2 separate regions of the Homo sapiens genome follow, and region 1 is linked to region 2. Evidence: chromatin loops called from intact Hi-C (ENCODE). Cell type or tissue: ovary. All regions are shown on one strand. Region 1 overlaps PPP1R13B (protein phosphatase 1 regulatory subunit 13B). Region 2 overlaps COA8 (cytochrome c oxidase assembly factor 8).

What was found. Hi-C counts contacts between places; a loop is a spot of excess contacts. Peaks named below come from ENCODE experiments on the same cell type or tissue, not always from the same donor. Only the 100,000 strongest peaks of a DNase experiment are listed, where the experiment ranks them.
Region 1: it touches region 2 in a loop (2.3-fold over the local background); 4 of 110 quality-filtered maps call a loop at or near these places.

The regions. Positions count from the first base shown.
Region 1 is chr14:103,735,206-103,739,205 of GRCh38, forward strand. PPP1R13B (protein phosphatase 1 regulatory subunit 13B) reads right to left here. Exons shown (of 17, transcript NM_015316.3): 13 at 3,681-3,818; 14 at 3,474-3,607; 15 at 2,489-2,655; 16 at 798-997. Among named protein-coding and RNA genes, the nearest start is that of ZFYVE21, 21 kb to the left of the region's middle. In ovary, no CTCF peak of the experiment used is centred here; DNase peaks (open chromatin) are centred at 416, 1,066, 1,816, 3,666 and 1 weaker place.
Region 2 is chr14:103,574,731-103,578,730 of GRCh38, forward strand. The region is part of intron 3 of COA8 (cytochrome c oxidase assembly factor 8); the gene reads left to right. Among named protein-coding and RNA genes, the nearest start is that of COA8, 14 kb to the left of the region's middle. In ovary, no CTCF peak of the experiment used is centred here; a DNase peak (open chromatin) is centred at 2,091; H3K27ac peaks cover 640 bases.

The DNA.
Region 1 (4,000 bases), 160 kb after region 2:
ACGGAGCCGCGTCAGGACAGGAAGCCACACACAGGGAGCAGGGCCAGCCAGACCCGACCCCTGCTCCTCACCTCAGCCACCCTGGACAGCCGTGCAGCACCCTTGTCCCTCAGGCCTACGCTCAGCTGCACCTCTACACTGAGACCCACCCAGCCCTCTTTAAAATGTGCCTTGTACCCCCAGAATATCCTATTTTTCTCACAACACTTCATGCCACCTAAAGACTTGTGACTGCCTGTGGCTCTCAAGGTCATAAGCTCCCCTGGGCAAGGGTCTCTGCCTGGCTCCCTGCTGTGTTTGCCTGGCCAAGAACGTTGGCTCAACAGCAAGCCCCTGGCAGCTCTGCAGGGCACAAAGAGAGCAGAGGCAGCTCCCTCTGCCAGAGGACTGAGGGAATCACAAGTCCAACACAGAGCTAGCAGCCTGCACGTTCCCACCTCTCCCTCCACTGGAGAAATTTCTAGGCTGCAGAGATTTCTAGATTGGGGAAAGTGTGGGTGGGCTGAGCCGGGCCACTTGGTGAAGTTCATCATGAACCGAGCTCATTGAGCGGCCCCTCACTGGGGCACTCAGCCTCCGCACGGGCCTCCATGGCATAAGCATGGCTGGGGGAACCTCCTGGGGCCCTGCCTGAGCCTCATGCCAGCTCTGCCAAGTAGGCACCTCCCCCTCTACAGAGGGGGCTGCTGAGGCTCAGAGAAGCGAAGCCTCCCTCCCCAGCCCCACAGCAGGATAGGACCGCATGCTGTACAGAGACACGGGCAGCTAGTTTCCCAGTAAGTAACCTGAGTGCTCACCCCCAGCAGGTTTTTGGGCACATAGCCCTCCCGGTCTCCAAGGCGAGCCCACCACCACTCAGTCTCGCTTTCGTCCTTGCGCCTCAGGATGGTGAGGGCGTCCCCTTCGTGGAAGGACAGCTCGTCACTGTTCTGGGCCTCGTAGTCCCACAGAGCATACGCCACACCTTTGTTCATCACACCCAGCTTTTCCTGCACCCCTGGAGCCAGAGAGCAATGGTCAGGCCTCAGCAGAGGGTGGCCTGCAGCAAGGGACCCTGCTCGAGGAACAGGACACAGTCGTGCTGCTGCCGAGGCTGCTCTCAGCAGGCCCCACAGAGGCCAGCGAGGGAGATGAGACACTATTGAAGACTAGGGCCCCCACCCGATACCTCCCCTGCCCGGCCCAGCTGCTGCTCCTGCTGCCGGCCCTTTCTAAGTCCTGCAGGACAGACAGGACAAACGAGCTCCTGAGCCCCAGGGCAAGAGTGTGCTGTTCTTAAGGTGACGCTTAGCAATCACAGCCAGAACAGATTTCTAAAGTCACTAGCTAGAGCAGCTGTGACTGCTCTTGGATGGTAATGAACAAACTACACACAACTGAGCCCTGACTGAGCAGCTACTTGTGGGTTCCCAAGAAAGGGCCCTTCTGTGGGACACTCTGCTTCTGAGACCCAGTTGTGGTGACCATGGGGAGCTTCCCTTCCCTGTGGTGGTGCCACTGTGACGGCAGCCTCCTCCTCACACTGGCGGGACTCACCTGGGGGCTGCTGTGCCTCCCCTAGCCCTGCCACACAGCCTGAGAGTTTGTTGCTTGGCTCTGTTGTGGGAGCTTGGGCCAAAGAGGGCATCACATGGCTGTTTTCATGGATAATTTCAAACCTAGAGTCCAGTGTAGGGCACATAGTATGTTCTCAAGTAATGTGTGGAATAAATGACTTGTGACTGTTTAATACTCAGAATAGAGAAGATGTTCCAGCTCTTGGAAAATGCGGCCCTGGCTAAAGCAGCTTAATTAGGACATGAGCCTCATTCATCAAATGTTTCCGGGGAATGGCCAGGGCCCCAGGCCACCCCAGGAAAGGAGCTGGCCCTGCTTCCAGAAGCAAGGGTACAGAACATCTATGCAAAGCACAGCCAAGTCATTTTGTTTTCTTGGGAATCTGGCACAGAATCCTTCTAACAACATGGACTTTCAAACATGTTTTCAGGAATGAAAACAAGGGGCAGTGTGACCTTCACTCGAGTGAGACATCCTGGCTGCCCCTGAAGAAGGTGGAACAGCTCGAGAATGCTGTGCTGCCAGGCACGGTGGCTCACACCTGTGATCCCAGCACTTTAGGAGGCTGAAAGTGGGCAGATCGCTGGAGCCCAGAAGTTCGAGACCACCCTGGGCAACATGGCGAAACACTGTCTCTACAAAAAAAAAAAAAAAGTACAAAAAATTAGCTGGCTGTGGTGGGACAAGCCTGTAGTCCCAGCTACTTGGGAGGCTGAAGTGGGAGGATCAATTGAGCCCGGGAGGTCGAGGCTGCAGTGAGCCATGATTGCGACATTGCACTCCAGCCTGGGTGACAGAATGAGACCTTGTCTCCTGTCTTAAAAAAAACAAACAGAAAGCTGTGCTGAAGCTTCTCTGGCACCGGCTGACTGTTGCCATGGCAGTACCACAGCAGACAGCACCACTGTGGCCCCAGGCCTCCCCTGCGTACCATATAGAAACTGGGAGCACTGGATGTAGCCTTCCTCCATCTCCTCACACTTGTCTGCAGCAGTTTCAATGTCGCTTATGGTTGAGGCAAAAATGGCGGCACCACTCTCCACCAGCTGTTTGCAGAGGTGAACGCTGTTACAAGAGGCAGCGCAGTGCAGCGGCGTCCTGGAATAGAGCGTGGGTGAAGGTGCAGGCCTGGCACTGCCTGTCCTGTAGGACGTGGCCCTCAGAGATTTCCCTCTAAGGAATCTCGCGGAAGGCGTTCACCTTTGTGCCATCAAGTCTCAGTGTTGTTTCTTTAAAGGCAGGATTTCCATGAGCCAATTGTTTCAGACCATACATACATTTTGAAAAGGGGGCACAGGGAATGGGTTAAGAAATGGCCAATCCACAGATGTTCACGCCACACTGCATGGTGATGTGAATGTACATAACACACTGAAACACACATTTAAAAATAGCTAAGATGTGAAATTTTATGTTATGTGTATTTTACCACGATTCAAATGCAGCACAATGTCAGCTGTCTGAAAGTTCAAAATAACCCCCACAGGAGACCAACACGCCTCGCCCAGCAGCAGAGCTCCCGAAGGCAAACGGAATGAACAATGCGACAACCTACATGCCTGACCCAGGGGGATGCTGAGGCTGCTTTTCACACGGAGCACAGAGTGTGAAGAGTCCATACGGAACATATGAGAAGGGGAAGATGGAATGATTCACAGAATGCTTAGACTGCAATGTTAATGACGAGGCACAGAAAGAGCATAACCACAGCCACGTTTTTAACAAAATCATCAAGAGAAAAGGCTGGAAAAAAAGGCAAGGAAACCCTGGCAACAGCTGTCTTTCAAGGATGAAATGATGGGTGTTCTTGCTCTAATTCTCTCTTCCGTGCTTCCTAATTGTCTAGAACACGCCTGTTTTCCTTATGCAAAGCAGGGAAAGTAAATCTGTCCACCCCACACTCCTACGGGCCTCACCATCCATCACTATCAGCAGCATTCACGTTGACACCAAAATCCAGCAGGAACTTCACGATGTGATGGTGGCCGGCGCAGACGGCGTTGTGCAGTGGGGTGATCCCTTCGTCGTTGGGCTTGCTGGGATCTTCCACCTAGGACACACGGCCTGTGAGCGCCCATCCCCTCGCCCCCAGCAGCGTGCACTGGTCCCCGGCTGCAGCTCACCTCATAGATGATCCTCTGCACCAGATCGAACTCTCCTTCCAGAGACGCGTCTAGGAGCAGTGCCAGGGGGTTAAACCGGACTCTCAGCCCGTGCCCCGTCCGCTCCGAGTTGGGCTTCTTCAAGTTGGTCCGCTTGTTCTGTTGGGAAGGAAGCACGCTTTCCAGTTAAAGGTGGTCCACTGAAGTCTAAGAACCCACGCCTGCTGGGAAGGAGTGGTGGGAGCTAAAGCCCAAAGACAGTGGCTCCGCGAAGCAGCCCTGGAGTGGTAGCAGTAGCAGCGCCCAGGTGACCACCTCAAATAAGGGCCAGGGCCACTCTG
Region 2 (4,000 bases):
CATGCCAGGACCTCTGTTGCTATTTGCTGGCTGCTGGAGAGGTGGGGTCTTGCGGGCCCTGGAGAGGTGGGGTCTTGTGGGGCAGAGCTGGAGCAGATGCTGCATCCAGCAGTAAGCATGAGAATGAGCACTCACAGTTTTGGGTCCTGTGCTGGACACTGTGCAAGTCCTGTGCATATATCACCTGTTGCATTTCCCACAGTGACCCAATGAAGTAGATACTGTTATCTTTACCATTTTATAGATGAGCAACCTGAGGCTTCACCAGAATTGCACAGTGAGAATGTGGCGTGGCCTGGATTCTCACGTCGGGAGTCGGATTGCAAAGCCTTACTGGGCCTCGCCGCGCCCCATGGCTGTCAGCGCATTCCATGCTGACCTGGCCGTGTATGCGTGCGTGTGTACGCATGTGTGTGCGTACGTGCACGTGTGTACATGTGTGTGTGCTTGTGTGCACACCACATGTGCCGTGTCCATAGGTCTGTCATCATATCAGGTAGGACTAGGTCGGCTCATAGCTTGGAAGGGCTTTGGAGACAGCCACTCTCCTAACAGATGGGAGAAGTTGTTTTGATTCTTACTAAGGTCCCAGAATCCTATTGATGGCTTTGCTGAGTATTGAAAGGCTGGCCTTAAATTAGGTTTGAAACTGAATTTGGTAATAGGACAGGATGTGTTAAGGAAGGGAAACATACAGGGAGCTGCCTGCTCTGGCAGCTGTTGAAAGTGAGCAGGCCACGGTGCCTGCAGTGGGAGTGGGGCAGCAGGCGTGTCACCTTGGGCCAGAGCACATGTCTTGTACACGGTTGCACCAATGCGTGAGGATGTAGGTCCCCAAGAGCCAAGAGAAGGGGAGCTTTGTTGAATACGTGATATTGGAGAAAGCTTTGGCCCAAAAGAACAAATTTAGATTCGTTCTCTCTGCAATACAAATGTATTCCAGTGGGTCAAAATGTTAATTATTATTAATTTCTTTTTTTGTTTCTTGAGTCAGGGTCTCACTCTGTCTCCCAGGCTGGAATGCAGTGGCACCATCTAGGCTTACTGCAGCCTTGACCTCCTGGGCTCAAGTGATCCTCCCACTTCAGCCTCCCAAGTAGCTAGGACTGCAGGTGCACGCCAGCACCACACCTGCCTAATTTTTGTGTTTTTTGTAGAGACGGAGTTTTGCCGTGTTGCCCAGGCTGGTCTCAAACTCCTGAGCTCAAGCAGTCCACTCACCTCATCCTCCCAAAGTGCTGGGATTACAGGCGTGAGCCACTGTGCCTGGCCAAAAAGTTAATTATTAAAAGTCAGGCCGGGCGCGGTGGTTCACGCCTGTAATCCCAGCACTTTGGGAGGCTGAGGCAGGGGAATCACAAGGTCAGGAGTTCGAGACCAGCCTGATCAACATGGTGAAACCCCGTCTCTACTAAAAATACAAAAATTAGCTGGTCGTGGTGGCACTTGCCTGTAATCCCAGCTACTCAGGAGACTGAGGCAGGAGAATCACTTGAACCCAGGAGGCGGAGGTTGCGGTGAGCCGAGATTGCGCCACTGCACTCCAGCCTGGGTGACAGAGCGAGACTCTGTCTCAAAAAAATAAAAAAAGAAAGTCGATTGTTTATGGATTAAAGAGTTAGATACATAGTTCGCAGCTGTAGAGCATCTAATAGGATATAACAGACTCACCATTATCTGGAGGAATGATACCGTCCTGAGCTTGAGGGTGAAGACAGAGATATTCAAGAACATAAAAGCTGAAAACGTCTGTGTTAAGACTCCTTTTGATCCAGGTTTCTGGACAGGAGAGTTTGCTGAGCATATGTGGAGGTGGCTCAGTACCCAGAGGCGGGTGGAGCTGGCCCCAGTCATGGCCTGTGCTCAGACGCTAGGACCAGAGCAATTTCTTCCTCATGTTTAAACTTTTCTCCTAGGCCACTGCCTTACCTTTCTCATGCTATAAACTGGCTTTCTCTGCCTCCTTGTTTATCCCTCCTAAGTTCAAAGAAGCAGTCAGCTGAGGAGGCTGCCTTTCCTCAGGCTGGCTCCAGCCCGGTTGGGAGGTGCCCGGATTAGCTGAGGCAGAGGTGGGGCTTGTGCAGAGAGCCTGGCTGCTGCCATGGAGACGGGAGGAAGCAGGCAAAAGAGCAGGCCTGCTGGCAAAGGATCAGAGGGCTGGGTAGGCGCAGGGATCAGTGTCCCGGAAATGTGAGGAAGGGCAAGTGCTGGCAGCAAAACAACATGGGCAATTTGGACTTCAGGAAAAGCTGCCACAAATACTCAGAAATAACACACATTTATAGACAAATAACGTGACTACAAGAAGAAAAAATTGTTCAAACTCTAAATTTTACAAGGCATATTTGTTTATTTTTTTGAGATGGAGTCTCACTCTGTCACCAGGCTGGAGTGCAGTGGCGTGATCTCGGCTCACTGCAGTCTCCACCTCCGGGTTCAAGCAATTCTCCTGTCTCAGCCTTCCAAGTAGCTGGGATTATAGGCACCCGCCCCCACACCTGGCTAATTTGTGTGTGTGTGTGTGTTTCGTAGACGGAGTTTCACCATGTTGACCAGGCTGGTCTCAAACTCCTGACCTCAAGTGATCTTCTCATCTCAGTCTCCCAAAGTGGTGGGATTACAGGCATGAGCCACCGCGCCCAGCCTACAGTGCATATGCAACAAGAAGTCATCATTTCATGCTTACTCAGTTCATGGGGGAATGTTTTCAGTCTTGAGACTCAGTGCTGGCGGAGTTACATCAAAGGTGGATGGCAGCAGAAAATCCTCAGCCCCTTTTCCAGAAGAATTTAGCTACACATATTTACATATACCCCAGGAAGCAGGCAAATGATGCTCATGAATCATCTCTAAGAATTCATGTGAGAGCCAGGCTTGGTGGCTCATACCTGTAATCCCACCACTTTGTGAGGCTGAGGTGGGTGGATCACTTGAGCCCAGGAGTTTGAGACCAGCCTGGGCAACATGGTAAAACCCTTTGTCTACAAAAAATTTAAAAATAAAAATAATTAAGGCCGGGTGCGGTGGCTCATGCCTGTAATCCCAGCACTTTGGGAGGCTGAGGCAGGCGGATCACCTGAGGTCAGGAGTTTGAGACCAGCCTGACCAACATGAAGAAACTCCATCTCTACTAAAAATACAAAATTAGCCAGTCGTGGTGATGCATGCCTGTAATCCCAGCTACTCAGGAGGCTGAGGCAGAAGAATCGCTTGAACCCCGGAGGCGGAAGTTGCACTGAACCGAGATTGCACCATTGCACTCCAGCCTGGGCAGCAAGAGTGAAACTCCATCTCAAAAAAAAAAAAAAAAAAAAAAAGCCAAGTTTGGCAGTATGTGTCTGTAGTCCCAACTACTCGGGAGGCTGAGGTGGGAGGATCACTTGAGCCCAGGGGGTGGAGGCTGCAGTGAGCCGAGATTGTGTCACTGCACTCCAGCCTGAGTGACAGAGCCAGACTGTCTCCAAAAAAAAAATTCATGTGGGGAAACATGGGAAGAGTTCAGCTGTGTGTTCCTTGCAGCACAATCTTTCATTGCAGAAGAATGGGAAGAATGGAAATGCCCAGTACTAGAAGAACGGATAAGGCTGTGGTGGCCTACGCACTTACTGGCCTTCACCGGAATATTCTGCAGCAGTGCAGAAAAATGAGTGATTGAATTTGAAGTGCAAGCAGCAGAATACTGTGATTTCAGTTCTGCCAGTCTCAAAATTAAATCTCATTTGTAAGGCAGGCAGTATTGTGGGAGAATTCCTCTAATGTATTTCATTCCCAGAGTGTTTATGCAGTGGCAGGAAGAGTACCATCAAGATGGGTTTAGTTTAAGTCAGTCTCCTAAGTATTTATGAAACACCCACTCGGTTTTCAGTAAGTGTGGTGAACTCGGTGTTTTGCCTCTTTCCCTGAACTTAGCGGTAGGTTCGGTATTAAGCTGCAGTGCTGCAGTGTGGATGGTGCCCTGCTTAGCAGATATTACAGTGCTTCTGCTGCTTGTTGAGCCTTG